Regions from separate parts of the Homo sapiens genome. Here region 1 is linked to region 2. Evidence: chromatin loops called from intact Hi-C (ENCODE). Cell type or tissue: PC-9. All regions are shown on one strand.

Evidence for each region. Hi-C counts contacts between places; a loop is a spot of excess contacts. Peaks named below come from ENCODE experiments on the same cell type or tissue, not always from the same donor. Only the 100,000 strongest peaks of a DNase experiment are listed, where the experiment ranks them.
Region 1: it touches region 2 in a loop (7-fold over the local background); 8 of 110 quality-filtered maps call a loop at or near these places.

What each region holds. Positions count from the first base shown.
Region 1 is chr3:134,004,214-134,012,213 of GRCh38, reverse strand. All of the region lies in intron 1 of SLCO2A1 (solute carrier organic anion transporter family member 2A1), which reads left to right. Among named protein-coding and RNA genes, the nearest start is that of SLCO2A1, 22 kb to the left of the region's middle. In PC-9, no CTCF peak of the experiment used is centred here; a DNase peak (open chromatin) is centred at 3,343; H3K27ac peaks cover 453 bases.
Region 2 is chr3:133,940,446-133,948,445 of GRCh38, reverse strand. SLCO2A1 (solute carrier organic anion transporter family member 2A1) reads left to right here. Exons shown (of 14, transcript NM_005630.3): 9 at 1,001-1,190; 10 at 3,186-3,351; 11 at 5,678-5,841. Among named protein-coding and RNA genes, the nearest start is that of C3orf36, 15 kb to the right of the region's middle. RefSeq lists a silencer at 3,067-3,361 and an enhancer at 5,281-5,869. In PC-9, no CTCF peak of the experiment used is centred here; DNase peaks (open chromatin) are centred at 3,575, 4,035 and 4,695; H3K27me3 peaks cover 4,379 bases.

The sequences.
Region 1 (8,000 bases), 64 kb before region 2:
GGTTGAAATAGAAAACCAGGTAGTCAGTGCCACCCTCCTCTGAAAGCCAAACTAGGCTCTGAAGGTGGGCGTTGCTGGGACATGTGTGGCCCCCAACTCCTGATGTCCCAGATCACAAAGGTTTCATTGCTGGTTCTGGTCACTGACAGGAGCCTGGTCACCACTCATGTGAGTGTCTCAGGCTTTGTGGCAGCAGCTGGAAAGTGGCCCAGCAGAGACCCTCCCATGATGCCCCCTGCACTAGGCCTTGCAAGTTTGTGATGCCCTCATCAGCCCCCAGATCTGTGCCCACGTCATCTCTCACACTCCTCCTTCTTACCCCCGCCTCCCTCTGTTCTCACACCCCAGCTCTCACTGCTCAGCAACTTTGGAAGCTTTCATGGAGTATCCTAGACAGGTCATTGACTTCACCCTCCAGCCTCTAAAAGGACAACATCTCTCTGGAGGAAGTAGAAAAGGGGCTCACTGGAGACAACATTCCCTGGCTTCATTGCCAGAGGGCTAACAGAGACCCCTCACACAGGGCATCTCACCCAGTGCTAGTGGGAACGGGTCTTATGGGTCCCAGCCTGTGCTCCAGGGCTGCACCCCGCAGGGTGGTATGTGGCAGGTCCAAGTTAATGAAGAACCAGCCTTGTATATGGCAACTACTCCACCTCTGGAACGTGTCCCTGACTTGGAAAGTGAACTCACAGGGCTGTGGTTGCCAATTTCATTTTCAAATTGCCCTTGATATCAGGACGCTGCCTTCCGCACAGCTGAGATCGTCCTCACAGCAGCTCAAGCCTCCTTCTTCTTCAGTCCTCAGAGTCCCAGGACTCCCACATCATGGGCCCACTGAATCCATGTGTAAATTTAATGTGTAGGCTGGGCACAGTGGCTCACGCCTGTAATTCCAGCACTTTGGGAGACCAAGGTGGGCGGATCACAAGGTCAGGAGTTCAAGACCAGCCTAGCCAATATGGTGAAACCCCGTCTCTACTAAAGATACAAAAATTAGCTGGGCATGGTGGTGCACACCTGTAATCCCAGCTACTTGGGAGGCTGAGGCAGGAGAGCTGCTTGAACCCAGGAGGCGGAGGTTGCAGTGAGCCGAGATCGCGCCATTGCACTCCAGCCTGGGCAACAGCAGAGCGAGACTCCATCTCAAAAACAAAAAACAAACAAACAAAAAAAACAGACAAAATTTAATGTGTAAATGTGTAAAATTTATAAGGACTGGGGTTGGGCATTAGTCAAGCCTGTTTTGATTGCCTTAAAATCACAAATATTTAGAATTCCCACCTGATATGGTTTGACTCTGTGTCCCCACCCAGATCTCATCATGAATTGTAAGCCCCACATGTCCGAGGAGGGACCTGGTGGGAGGTGATTGGATCATGGGGGCAGTTTCCCCCATGCTGTTTTTGTGATAGTGAGTGAGTTCTCAGGAGATCTGGTGCTTTTTTTTTTTTTTTTTTTTGGACAGAGTCTCACTCTGTCACCAGGCTGGAGTGCAGTGCTGTGATCTCAGCTCACTGCAACCTCTGCCTCCCAGGTTCAAGCGATTCTTCTGCCTCAGCCCCTTGAGTAGCTGGAATTACAGGTGCGTGCCACCATGCCCAGCTAATTTTTGCGTTTTTTTAGTAGAGACAGGGTTTAACCATGTTGGTCAGGCTGGTCTTGAAGTCCTGACCTTGTGATCCGCCCACCTTGGCCTCCCAAAGTGCTGGGATTACAGGCGTGAGCCACCGCGCCCGGCCGAGATCTGATGCTTTTGAGGTGTTTGGCAGTTTCCCCTTTGCACTCTCACTCTTGCTCTCTCTCCCTCTCTCTCTCTCCTGCTGCCTTATGAAGATATGCCTTGCCTCCCCTTCACCATCCGCCATGATTGTAAGTTTCCTGAGGCCTCCCCAGTCATGTGGAACTTTGAGTCAATTAAACCCCTTTTGTTTATAAATTACCAAGCCTCAGGTAGTATCTTTATAGCAGTGTGAAATGGACTAATACACCACCCTTAGCACCAACACATTTTTAGCAGCAATTATAATTTTCTGAGCTACTATCACAAATATGGGCACATTTCATTAGGACACACATGTGGTAAAACATAGGGTGGTGTATGGATATTTAGTTGTGAATGCAAATACACTTGAGGCCTCTTCCTGGGAGCACCCATTATGTACCAAATTTACTGAGATAATATGGACAAGGGTAGGTCCTTTCAGAAACACTGACCAAACCCTCCCTGCCATACTGTGAGGTATGCATTGCCCACATTTTATAGTGGAGGACATTGGGAGGCAGCCCATGGGAATTGCCACATTCCACAGTGACAGATCTGGAATTGGGGCTCTCTGGGAGTCCCCGTCTTAAGATTTTTTCTCTATGTACTTCACCACAAACCACAGACTGTTGAGCCAGACTTTGCTATTTGATTGCTTTATAACAATGGACACACCAGAACTGCCTATTTATATCTGTTGTTGTATTTTCCCAAGCCAAATTCATCAGTGGTGGTCCTGAAGGTCTTCATTCCTCAGTTTCCTCTTTCTTTGCGCATTCCCTAACCCATGGTTGTAAGCCTAGACGCACACTCCAGCTGTATGGCACATGAGCATTTACGCCCTTCATGGGCGTGGGGCAGTCAAGTGGCTTAAACTCTTGATTTCTAAGTGAAAGAATAAATGGAAACCCAGTCAGCTGCATAATGCTTTATCATATGACTCACCTTCTCAGAAACTTACAGTGAGGAGGTGACTTGTATATCCAGCAATCAGAGAGTCAATAAATAAATCATGGGACATCCATCTATAAAATACATGCAAATCATTTTTTAAAAAGTCTTATGGAAAATAGTTGAAATTTGGGGGAAGAGTTCATTCTCTAATGTTAAGTAAAGAAGGCAGGATGGATAAGCACATGTAGAGATGATCCAAATTTGTCAAAATCACAGTATACAGAGAAGGAAGACTTGAAGGGCACGTACCTATACTGTGTGTGAAACCTATAAATGGTTTTGTTTTTTGTCTTTGTGAATTTCAGTGTTTTCCATTTTCTACAGTAAACATGTCCTGTATTTATGCTTAGAAAAATCTATCCATTAAAAAGCCCTACAGTCTGTGGTCATGCCCCAGCTTCCTTTGGCAGGCATACCAAGACATCTCATTGTGGTATGTAAAATGTGATGTACGATGGAAGTGGCTCTTCTCCGATTACCTGAGGGTGGACCAAGGATGCAGCTGGGATTGCAGCCAAGAGGATGGGGTTGTCTAGAAGGACTGACCCCTGCAGTGCCATCACTGTTCCCACTGCATTTTTCCATCTGTTGTCACAGTTGAGTCATGGCTTTCCAGAAATTGAGGCAAAGTCAGATAACAATACTTGAAGTCTTAAAGGGAGGCAAGAATGTGGAGCCTTTTCCTTTCTGGGAAGATCAAGAAGTGATTCTGTCCAGGAATCTGCTCTCTCTGCTCTTCTGGTGCCCACTCCCAGGGGCTGGCTCAGAGTGTAGGAATTCAGCCCTAAGGTTTGGCCAAACATCCTGGAGAAGCAAATGTATCTGATTGGCTCCTTGCCATGTAGGAAGAGTAGGCCTGAGGGTGAGGTGGTGAGGACAGAAGCCAGGATGGGATCTGCTAGGTGCTAACTAGGGGTCTGTTCCTGAGCCTGGGGTTTTCTGCCTGGGAGGATGTAGAGAACATTCTTGGGTGGGTTTTCACCCAGTTGTTGGTGAGAGTTTATTGACCATCCACTGTTTGAAAGGTAAAACTCTACTAGTGTAAACAGCAGGGGTTTCTGAATTTTGAGGCCAAGACTGGTGTTGGGATGGATGCTGGAGACCCATTTATTCATTCATTTATTCTTATTGACCTCCTGTCATCAACCACTGGAGATCCGATAATGAATAAAACAGAGTGGACTATGCCCATATGAGTGAGATAGACAGTGGACAGAGCACAAATAAATACAAAGTCACAAAGCATATCATATGATAGCAAAAAGGATTTGGTTTTGTGAGAGAGAATGGGGTAGAGACATTACTGGATTATATTTAATGCATCTGGGGTCATGGACTGAATTTTAACAAGTCACCTTCACGGTTCTCATACAGAACCTCCGTATGGGGAGCACGACTGTGAATCAGACAAGGTCCCTATCTTCCTTCTAAAGGCTGTGGTTAGGTGGGGTAAGATGAACCATAAGCAGCTATTGTGAATTATGGTTTCCATCAACATGACAGGTTCACATGGAATCCCTCCTACTACAAACACCACATAAAATAGAACAGCACCAGAGATTTAAATACATGGCAGAACTTGCAAGAAAGAAAGTGAAATCTTTAGGTGAAAGAAATGAAGAATGAATTGAACACAGGAACAATGAGGACATCAGTTGACCCTGCACAAGGAATAAGGAGGAAATATGTGTGGTGTGATTAGACCAGTAAAGAGATGCTAAAGGAACTCCTAATGGATGCTGGAATTTAGTACTCACACAGGTACTCAAAGATGATAGGGGAGTTGAAACTGAGACCCATTCATAAAGCTAGGTGCCTTGGTGAAAAGGGAACTAATAAAACCCTGCCCACTACTCCAGGGTCAGCAGGGGTTTGTCTCTAACAAGATCTCTGGGTAAAAAAATTTCTCTGAGAAACTAAAACCCCAAGGCTATATCACATAGAATCAGAAACAGAATTTATGCCATCCATATGGTATAGTGATGCTTACTTTATGCCCTATATAGAAATTAACTTCAAATGAATAAAAGATCTAAATGTAAGACCTAAAACTATAAAACTCTTAGAGGAAAACACAGGGAAAGCTTTATACCATTGGATTTGGCAAGGATTTCTTGGATATGATACTGAAAGTACAGGCAACAAAAGTTAAAATAGATAAATTGTATTACATCAAAATTTAAAACTTCTGTGCATCAAGTGACACAATCAAGAGAATGAGAAGGCAATCTACAGAATGGGAGAAAATGTCTGCAAATCATATATCTGATGAAAGATGAATATCCAGAATATATAAAGAGTTCTTAGAACTCAACAACAACAAACCGAATTTAAAAATTGGCAAAGGACTTGAATAGACATTTCTCTAAAAATGATACACAAGTGGCCAAAAGGCACATGAAAAGATGCTCAACATTGCAAATCATTAGAGAAATACAAATCAAAACCACAATGTGACATCACACCCATTAGGATGGCTACTATAAAAAAACAAAACAACAGAATATAACAAGTGTTTTTGAGGATGGAGAGAAATTGGAACCCTTGTGCACTATTGGTGGGAATGTAAAATGATGCAGCTGCTATGGAAAACAGTATGGCAGTTCCTGAACAAATTAAAAGTAGAGTCATAATATGATCTAGCAGTTTTGCTTCTGGGTATATATCCAAAAACATTGAAAGCAGGGTCTCAAAGAGATATTTGTGCAGTTATGTTTCTAGCAGCACCATTCACGATAGCCAAAACGTGGAAATAACCCAGATGTCCATCAATAGATAAATGGATAAACAAAATGTGTATATACATACAATAGAATATTATTCAGCCTTAAAAAGAAAGGAAATTCTGACACATGCTACAATACAGATGAAACTTGATGACATTACTCTAAATGAAATAAGCCAGTCACAGAACGACAAAATACTGTATGATTCCATTTACATGAGATACCTAGAATAGTAAAATTCATAGAGACAGAAAACAGAATGGTGGTTGCTAGGAGCTAGGGGTAAGGGGAAATGGGGAGTTATTGTTCAAGGGGTATAGAGTCTCAGTTTTGCAAGACGAAAAGAGTTCTAGAGATGGATGACGGTGATGGTCGCGCAACACGTGAATGTACTTAATGCCACTGAACTTGAGATAGGCTAGGCAGTGGTGGCTCATGCCTGTAATCCCAGCACTTTGGGAGGCTGAGGCAGGAAGATTGCTTAAGCCCAGAATTTTGAGACCAGCCTGGGCAACAAAGTGAGACCTCATCTCCACAAAAAATTTAAAAAAATAGAAATAAAAAAATTAGCCAGGCATGGTAGCATGTGCCAGCTGAGGTGGGAGGATTGCTTGAGCCTCGGAGGTCAAGGATGCTTTTAGCCATGATTGCACCACTGCACTCCAGCCCAGGCAAGACTCTGTCTCAAAAAATAGTATTAATAAAAAAGGGTAAGATGGCAAGTTTTATGTTACACACATTTTATCACAATTTTTAAAATATGTGGGTAATCATTAAGACAAAAGACATTGAATATACCTTCTAAGACAAAAGAGAGTAAAGAATAAAGAAACCTAATTAAATAATAAAAGCCTAGAAAAGGAAGGGGAAATGGTTAAAAATAAAATAAAATAAAACAGCCAAAAATAAACTTCATGGTAAATAGGAACACAATATAAATATAATCAGGTTGATACAAATCTAGATTTATCAAAAATTATAATACATGGGCCGGGCACGGTAGCTCACGCCTGTAATCCTAGCACTTTGGGAGGCCGAGGCCGGTGGATCACGTGGTCAGGAGATTGAGACCATCCTGGCTAACATGGTGAAACCCTGTCTCTACTAAAAATACAAAAAATTAGCCGGGCGTGGTGGCAGGCGCCTGTAGTCCCAGCTACTCGGGAGGCTGAGACAGGAGAATGGCGTGAACCCGGGAAGCGGAGGTTGCAGTGAGCCGAGATTGCGCCACTGCACTCCAGCCTGGGCAGCAGAGCAAGACTCCGTCTAAAAAAAAAAAAAAAAAAATTATAACACATGAAAATGGACTACTCATTATTTCAAAGCTACAGCATCTCAGATTGGATAAAAAATAGAGATAAAATCTAGTTACATGCTCTTTAAAAGAGACATCTAAAACAATATGACACAGAAAGATTGAAAATCAAGAAACAGAAGAAGATGTAATAGAAGAATGCCAGCTAAAGAAAGATGATTTATCTACTTTAATAACAGATAAGAATGTTTAAAATAAGAGTGTTTAAAGCAAAAAGAATGCCAGAATGTGAGATGTTTGTAATGTCTAAAACTGACGAGGGACGAATATACAGAATGCACAAGGAATCTTGATAATCTACAAGAAACCTAATAGGAAATGTGTGAAGGATTTGGACAGGTGGACTGGCATGCCAGCTGGGCTCGCCCTACCCTCTATACTTTTCTCTGAATGTCATGGTCATTGTTTTCCACTGTAAACCTCTGTCTTCTCCATGGCTGAGTCATGCTTGGCAACTAGAAAGTGCCTGTTTTCCTTCACTGGAAAGCCCCCAATTTGACAAATTTTCTGTTAGTCTCCTATTGCTGCTGTAACAAATTATCACCACGGAGTGGCTTAAAACAACACAAATTTATTGTCTAATGGTTCTGGAGTTTGGAAGTCCTTGATTTCTTAAGGTGTTGGTAGGGCTGTGTTCCTTCTGGAGGCTTTAGTGGAGGATCTCTGTTTCCTGGCCTTTTTCACTTTCTAGAGTCACCCACATTCCTTGGCTTGTGGCCCCTTCCTCCATCCTCAAAACTAGCATGTCACCATCTGAATCACTCTCCTTTTCACCTTTTTTTGTTTTGGACCCTTGCCTCCTTATTTTAAGAATCCTTGTGGCTGGGCGTGGTGGCTCACACCTGTAATCCCAACACTTTAGGAGGCTGAGGCGGGTGGTTCACCTGAGGTCAGGAGTTCAAGACCAGCCTGGCCAACATGGCGAAACCCTGTCTCTACTAAAAATACAAAATTAGCCAGGCATGGTGGGGCACGACTGTAGTCCCAGCTACTCAGGATGCTGAGGCAGGAGAATTGCCTGAACCTGCGAGGCGGAGGTTGCAGTGAGCTGAGATCATGCCATTGCACTCCAGCCTGGGCGACAAGAGCAAAACTCCGTCTAAAACAAAAACAAAACAAAAAAAACTCTTGTGATTAATTTAAGACCACCCAGCTAATCCAGGATAATTTCCCAATAAAATCCTTAATCACATATACAAAATCCCTTTTCTCATGTAAGGCATTTATTTACAGGTTCTGG
Region 2 (8,000 bases):
AGACCGGACATAGGCAGGGTCCGGAGGAGGACTGCCCAGGAGAAAGAATTTTAAGGACAGTTTTCCTGGTTGGCAATCTAGAAAGTTCTTGGCAGATTTCTGACTCCTGTCCTTCCAGTCAGGAGTGGGTGGAGGCTGGGGGCTGCCTTCCTCCCTGTAAAGGGGCTGGAAGTCTGACAGCTTCCCAAAGGCCCTGACATCATCAGGAACAACACAGGAAAGAGGGAAGGTTGAATTTGAGGTTAGACAAAATGCCTCCGGGATTTTCTCTTCTTCCCTAGGGACCTGAGTATATTTGCTTTGGTTAGACAATATATGGTCCAGAGATTCTCAACCCAGGCTGCACCAGAGGCTCCTCTGGAGAGCTTTACAAAACACAGATGCCCAGCCCTATCCCAGGTTAACGAAACCAGAATCTCTGGAGGTGGCACCCAGCAGTAGTATTTTTTCAACTGTGTTGAGAACTACAGATGTGGTCCCACCAAGTACCCTAGGAAATCACTGGGCCCAACCCAACCCACAGGTGAGTTTAACCATATGGAGTTGGCAAGGTGATCAGTGCATGAGATTGGAGGGTGACTCCCGTGCACCCCCTGGCTGGTCCTTGGCTGTGGCTTTACCCCTCTGGCCTTCCATCTCTGACTGGTACATAGGGGTCATCACTCTTGTGTTGCTAACCCCATGCGGTCCCATGCAAAGAGGCCCCAAGGAATGAAATGTGCTTAATAAATGCATATTCAACCCACATCTCTTAAGCTGCAAGAACCCCACTTCTGTATTTTTTGTGTAGGCAAGGCAATCCTGTCTCAAGATATTTCTCTAGATGTGCCTGGCAAGCAGTAAATGCTCAATTAATGTCAGCTACTTCGATTACAATTTAACATACCAAATGTTCCTTCCTGAAGCCATGCTTCCTTCTCAGTGATCCAGCTCAGTGTTTGTAGCCCACATGCAGTCCCAGGCCTGTGCACCTGGATCACCTCCTTCTTTCCACTTATAGGTGCTGTGAACCTCCCTGCTGCAGCCTTGGGGATGCTGTTTGGAGGAATCCTCATGAAGCGCTTTGTTTTCTCTCTACAAGCCATTCCCCGCATAGCTACCACCATCATCACCATCTCCATGATCCTTTGTGTTCCTTTGTTCTTCATGGGATGCTCCACCCCAACTGTGGCCGAAGTCTACCCCCCTAGGTAATGGGAATAAGGGGTAGAGAGATCCCCTTTAATAAGGCCAGGGCTTAGATCTGGCTGTTATACATCTTCCTTCCTGCTTCCTTAACTCTATTCTTTGCTGTACACTTTTTTTTTTTTTTGAGACAGAGTCTCGCTCCGTCACCCAGGCTGTAGTGCAGTGGCGTGATCTTGGCTCACTGCAAACTCCACCTCCCAGGTTCAAGTGATTCTCCCAGGTTCAAGCAATTCTCATGCCTCAGCCTCTCGAGTAGCTGGGATTACAGGTGTGTACCACCACACCCGGCTAATTTTTGTATTTTTAGTTGAGGCGGGGTTTCACCATTTTGGCCAGGCTGGTCATAAACTCCTGACCTCAAGTGATCTGCCTGCCACAGCCTCCCAAAATGCTGAAATTACAGGTGTGAGCCACCCCGCCCGGCCCACTTTTGATCTGATCTCTCACGTGGCAACTTAGAAAATCAGGTCTTGAATGGTCTGCTCCATTATAAGAAGAGATCAAAGGCTCTTACTGGGCCACCAGCAATCAGGGTTAGAGTTCTGTTTTCTTAAGAAGCACCAAAAACTAATTTGTTTGATTTCAGGATGAATTTGTAGGGCTGTGAGCCACAGGAACCAGGAAATAAGCTATGTTTAGCATCAGCTCTGTGCTGGCTAGAATTTCAGTTTCATTGAGCTGCTGAAGAGAGATGAAAGGAGACTTGAAAAGATCTGGAGAAGAATAATGAGAGTGATGGCAGACTTGAAAAATTAGGGCAGGTGAGGAGAAGGTCAGGTAAAGTCTGCCTGTTGGTTTGCAGACAGCAATATGGGTCACAGTGTTAACTTTGGCTTTATGTTCAGGAAGAGCTTCAGAGCCCTGTGAGGGGAAGGATGCCAACCAAGGGGCATTTTATTTTATTTTTCCTGGGTGCCACCTGTCAACAAGCTTTTTTTTAAGACTTTGCCTAATGAAGTTGCAACATTTGGAGATGCTGTACCTTTCAGCCCTGGTATTTTCTCTGTTTTTTTTTTTTTTTCTTTGAAATGACCTCCTCTGTCTTTGGTGGGTGAAGGAGAGAAGGGGTTTGGGGGAAGGGAGGGTTGCTCGGGGTAGGGAGCTCACCCCTAGTCTGTACGGCACTTCTGCAGGCTGACTGTGGATTGAGGAAAGCCGAGAAGCCTTTGGGCCTTTTGGCAGCGTCCACTGGGAGTTTAGCACATGGCTTTGTCCTCAGACAGGCCTGGACTGTATACCAGTGTTCCTTACTAGTTGGGGGAAGTTGCTTACCTTATCTAAGCTTTGGTTTTCTAATCCACAACAGGCAAATAATTCACTGTAGACTCGTTGTGATGATTGTGCATGTAAAGCCCCCGGGCACAGTGCCTGGCACGAGATGAACTCTCATTCGTATAATTATACTAGTGAAATATCTGGACAGTGGTTTGTCAGCCCCTTTCCCAACCCTCCCCGAAGAAGGTCATGAATATCAGATACCGGGGAACAGTGGGAACAGTGAGATCAACCAGTGAAATCCCTCTGGTTGAAGCTCAAGGGGATGGAGTAACTCTGGGCAAGGTCTACATTAAGCCAGGAGACAGACAGCAAACTAAATCCTGGATTGCCTCAGCGGTCCCAGCCACTGTTTTTCGGCTGAAGAAGAGGGAAGGCGAATATTGTCTGTGACCTGCCCATTGCAGCTGCCCTTTCTGGGTGGTTGGTTGTCTTGACGCCTACTGTGGCAAGGGATTCACCAGCCAGGCCTTCCCAGAGCATAATTAGTGGATTTGGGCTCCCAGTGGCAGAAGAAATGGAGAGATGCCGTGACCACTAAACAGTGGCAAATTCACTGTTGGCTCCACCAGGCATAATTCAGATCCCAGGGTGGCACTGGCCCAAAAGAAATAAAGATGCACAGACACACTCACCAGGCCAGGAACTCACACTGGGCTGGAGTGTAGGGTTTTTCTTTGGTCTTGCTTTGTTTGATTCCCCGTTTCCTCTTTTGCTGGCAGCACATCAAGTTCTATACATCCGCAGTCTCCTGCCTGCCGCAGGGACTGCTCGTGCCCAGATTCTATCTTCCACCCGGTCTGTGGAGACAATGGAATCGAGTACCTCTCCCCTTGCCATGCCGGCTGCAGCAACATCAACATGAGCTCTGCAACCTCCAAGCAACTGGTAAGGGCAGCCAGGGTCCAGAGGCAAGAGGAGCCCCACAGGATCTCGGAGCTCAGCGCATGCCCTCAAAGACTGTTTCTCGGCTCCAGGATAGGCAGGGCTCCACACACACACTCATTACCAGCATCCTGGCCTCCTCTGAGCCACATCCAACCTCTCTCTACCTCCCTACCCTGGGGTCATGACCAGATGCTGACAGCCCACAGTCAATTAAAGACTGGCCGATGTCCAACAAATTCACATTCTTGAGGCCTAACTGCTCAGAGCAGAAACCAGTCAAAGCACTCCTTCAGCTGAGGCCTTTGAGCCCCATCCTGAGAGATCCTCATGGGCATCTCTGGGTCCTGCAGGCTGGCCGTGGCCCAGATAAATCGAGGGCATTAGGCTTCTGTGACATGGACCTGGAAGGGTAGAGCCAGAAGCAGTAGCTGAGGGCACTTGGTTCAACCCCTCAGCTCCCAGGTGTGGCCACATGGCTGGCCTGAAATCATGCAGCTATTTCGGGCTGACCTGGCACTTGAACCCAGGGCTCTGCCTCAGTCTGGGGCACTTCTATTCAAAGCCATGTATCTTCTGGCCACCAGCTTTCCACTTGGGCAACCTCCATTCACTAGACTCACTTGGCAAAGTACAGTCCTTTTTTCTGTGGCTCCACACCTCCTAGGATCAGCCAGCAGCAAACTGACTTGAGTCATTTGTTTAGTTATTCAATAAACAGAACACTGGGCACAGCCGTGAGTGCTGAGGATGTGATGGTGAACCCATCAGACAAGGTCCCTGTTCTCATGGAGGGTGCATTCTATCAAATCAACACACAGGATAATTCTAGAAAGTAACCCATGCCATGGAAGGACTTAATAGGATGGAGAGTTCCCAGGGGCCTCCGGGAGAGGGTGACATTAGAAGTGAACAACCAGAAGAACAGAATTCTATGCACACCAGGAGCAATGCATTCCAGATAAAGGGAGCAGCAAGTACAAGTCCCAAGGGCATGAATGTACTGGGCATGCTGTAGGAAAGAAGAGAAAAGGCCGGGCTTGGTGCTGTAGGAGGAGTGTCACACCCAGCTGGCCAGGGAGCAGGCAGGAGCCAGAGCCAGGCAGGCCAGGCTTAGGAACTGCTGAGCAATGAGAAGACTGTGCAGTTAGTGTAAGCTAGGAACATGCCTTATTCCCTTAAGCCCATATGGAGGGGATGGGCAAGCCTAGTGCCTACTTACCAACCTCCTCTGAAAGGACAGGGCAAGGCTGCTGCCACTGCCACCTCTGCGGGCGAAGGAGCGTGGCTCCCAGGCAGAGGAAGGACAAGGAACTTGGACAAGATGCTCTTTAAGTTGCCTTCCAGTTGTGGTGGCTTCTGTGGTTTTCTTATCTTTGTTAACTTACCTCTGAGTCACCTACTTCCAGAAATAATCTTGGCAAGTTTCCCGTAACAGCATACATACCTCAAGACAAAAACCCATTAGCAAAATATCAAGAAAAAAAATCAGTAAATTATAAAGAAAAAAAATCTCTAAAAAATCCAGACTGAGGAAAGTAACAGCAATATTTTATATAACTAACTTTGGAGTTTCCTAGGGGCCAAGTGAAGAGGGTGCATAGTTACCACTGTCGGCAGAAGGAAACATACTAGTCCCTTAGTTCCAATATTAGTCTTGTAACTGCTTGGACACTGAAATTGTCACAGGCTGGGCCATCTGACAAGGGCAGCGAAGGAAGGTGAAGACCACCAGACAAGGGCAGTGGCCACCAAAGTGAGTTGGACAACAGTATTGAGCCATATGGACTTGCAGACTTGAGACAGGGGCCTCCTTCTCTGGAGTCCCTTCTAGGCAGGAGTTCCTTTCAGGCAGGGAACTCCAGCAAAGGCCTGACAGAATCAGAACCCAGGGAATTCCACTGTGTTCCCACTGCCCTCCTACTGTTTATGCCTCCCTCTGCAATAAACACACAAACAGCAAAAACAACAATCTGCAAAACCACCACTGCTGGGCACAAGCCCTCCTGGGCCCCTGGCTCCAAGCTGGGGGTTGGGGGCCTAACCTGGCAGTGTTCCTGGGCATCCAGAGGCAGATATGACTTCTGGAGGAGCCCAGCCCAGCCCAGAAGATGGTTTCTGTTGCCCAAACAGTGACAGAGGTGGGACCCCTGGGGCAGCTTGAAACCCTCACCTGGCCCCAGGCTCACCCAGCTTCCCTGGGAACCAGACCCAGAGGACACAAGGGTTGAAACCTCAGTCTCCAACAAGAGCTGGTGCAGACGTCTGAAGTGTGTGAAAGTGAAATAATAACAAATTTCCCCCTTTTTCCCTCCCCTTCCTCTTGAAGATCTATTTGAACTGCAGCTGTGTGACCGGGGGATCCGCTTCAGCAAAGACAGGATCGTGCCCTGTCCCCTGTGCCCACTTCCTGCTCCCGGCCATCTTCCTCATCTCCTTCGTGTCCCTGATAGCCTGCATCTCCCACAACCCCCTCTACATGATGGTTCTGCGGTGAGTGGCAAACCTCTGTGAGTCTGGGGCGTGGCTTCTCCTTCCCCACATCTCCCTTTGACTTTGCGCCTAGTTGCCTGTTTCTCATCTCTCCCCCCTTTTGTGGCCCTCAGAGTCCTTTAAATGACAATGTGCAAGGTTCTTTTGCTGAGGGGAAATAATACTAATGGCAACAGTGCTGGGAGCCCTGCCCAGGGAGGCTCTGTGCTGAGCTCCTCATTGCAGGGCCTCATTCAGTCCCACAGCGTCCATGTGACACAGGCCCTGTTGGCGCCTCCACTCTGCACATTGGAGGTTAAATCACAAGCCTAGGCTGGGCGCGGTGGCTCGTGCCTGTGACCCCAGCACTTTGGGAGGCCAAGGAGGGCAGATCACCTGAGGTCAGGAGTTCAAGACCAGCCTGGCCAACATGGCAAAACTCCGTCTCTTCTAAAAATACAAAAATTAGCTGGGCGTGGTGGCCAGTGCCTGTAATCCCAGCTTCTTGGGAGGCTGAGGCAGAAGAATCACTTGAACCCAGGAGGCGGAGGTTGCAGTGAGCCAAGATTGTGCCACTGCACTCCAGCCTGGGTGACAGAGTGAGACTCCGTCTCAAAAATAATAATAATTAAAAAAAAAATCACTAGCCTAGTATGGCAGAGCCAGTGAATGGCTGAGCCATGTGTTGAAGCCAGGCTGCCTGGCTCCACACCATGGAAATGCCTGTAGGTTTGCTTATTTTTAAATCCTAAAAGAAATGAGAAGAGCAAAGAGAATTTAGTTGGATGCATAAAACCAAGGCAGGAAAACGTGGAAAGTTTCAGAGTCAGAGTGAGGGCTATGGAAAAGGATGAAAATGAGAAAATCCTGGTATGATTGGCTCCAGGACCAAGTTCCCAGGTCAGGAAGGGAGCCGCTGGCCAGAGCTGGAGGGGAGGAGCGGGGTGTCCCGTTACAGCTGGCAGCTGGCAATGAATGCTTCTGAGGTTTTCACTGGGAATGACCCGCTCTTCACCTCACTGGCTGCAAGGAGAAAACAACATTTGTACCAAATTCACCTAACCCACCCCCACTGCCCTCCCTCCTGTCCTCACTCACCTCGCAAGCAGAGAGGGCAAAAACACAGGATTTGGACTCCCGGTGCCAGGATTAAAGTCCCTGCTCTGCCACATACTGGCTGTGTTAGGGTGTTGCCTAACCTCATTGAGCCTCAGTCTCCTTATTCATGAAATGATGATGATGATATCGAACTCAAAGGGTTGGTGTCAGGATTATATGGTAAATTGCTTTGTAAATATAAGGTGTTCTACATATTGGTTAATTATCACTATTAATCAAATAATAATAATAATAATTCACAGCTAGCTAGGTGTCTGTGACCTATTTTCCCCAGAAGGCTAGGAGAAAAGGAAGGAGCAGATGCAGCCACTTGTTGGGATCTGGGATTTTACCCTATTTATAAGTGAGCTATCAAGTTAGTGTGAAAGCTATCAAATCAAACTACTATTTCAAGGATGCTGGCAGAAGATGTGAGACTCCTGGGTCAAAGACAAAATACTTTATTACAGCACAGAAAGCAGCACAAAACTTAGGGTGTGTCAGTTATCCTTGACCCCCAAATCCTACAGGGGTGACACAGAGAGGCCCAGGTGTACACTTTGCAAGAACACTGAGCATAGAAGAGCCACCACTTCTATGGTGAGCAGTGAGCACCGCTGCTCCTGGTCTTGGAGGAAACGTTAACTCATGCCTCAGAGTTGCTCATTGCAACTACAACCCGGAGAAACGGCACAGGAAAACAGTAGTCAGGACCTTGCATTCTGAGCTTACTCAGCAAGAAGGTGCAGGGATGCTTGGAACCCACGGCGTGTTGCCTCCTTTGACACCACTGTCACCCCCTTCTCTACCGCTCCCCATCCTGCGCATTCAAAGCACTGACAGCTTCACCTGAGACTCTTCAGCGGGCTTCCCTTCTTGCACCTTGGGTCAGATGGACCACAGTGGACCCTCCAGCCCTGACATAAAACTACATGAGGCCATGATGAGGAGAGGGCACAGAGTAGGAAAATCTCCCTGGCAAGTCGCTATGCAGCAGGAAGAAGGGCAATCCCTGTCAAATCACCTCCCAGAGGACTCCTGTCAAACCCTAGGTACAAGGAGGTCGTGAAGAACAGAGCATC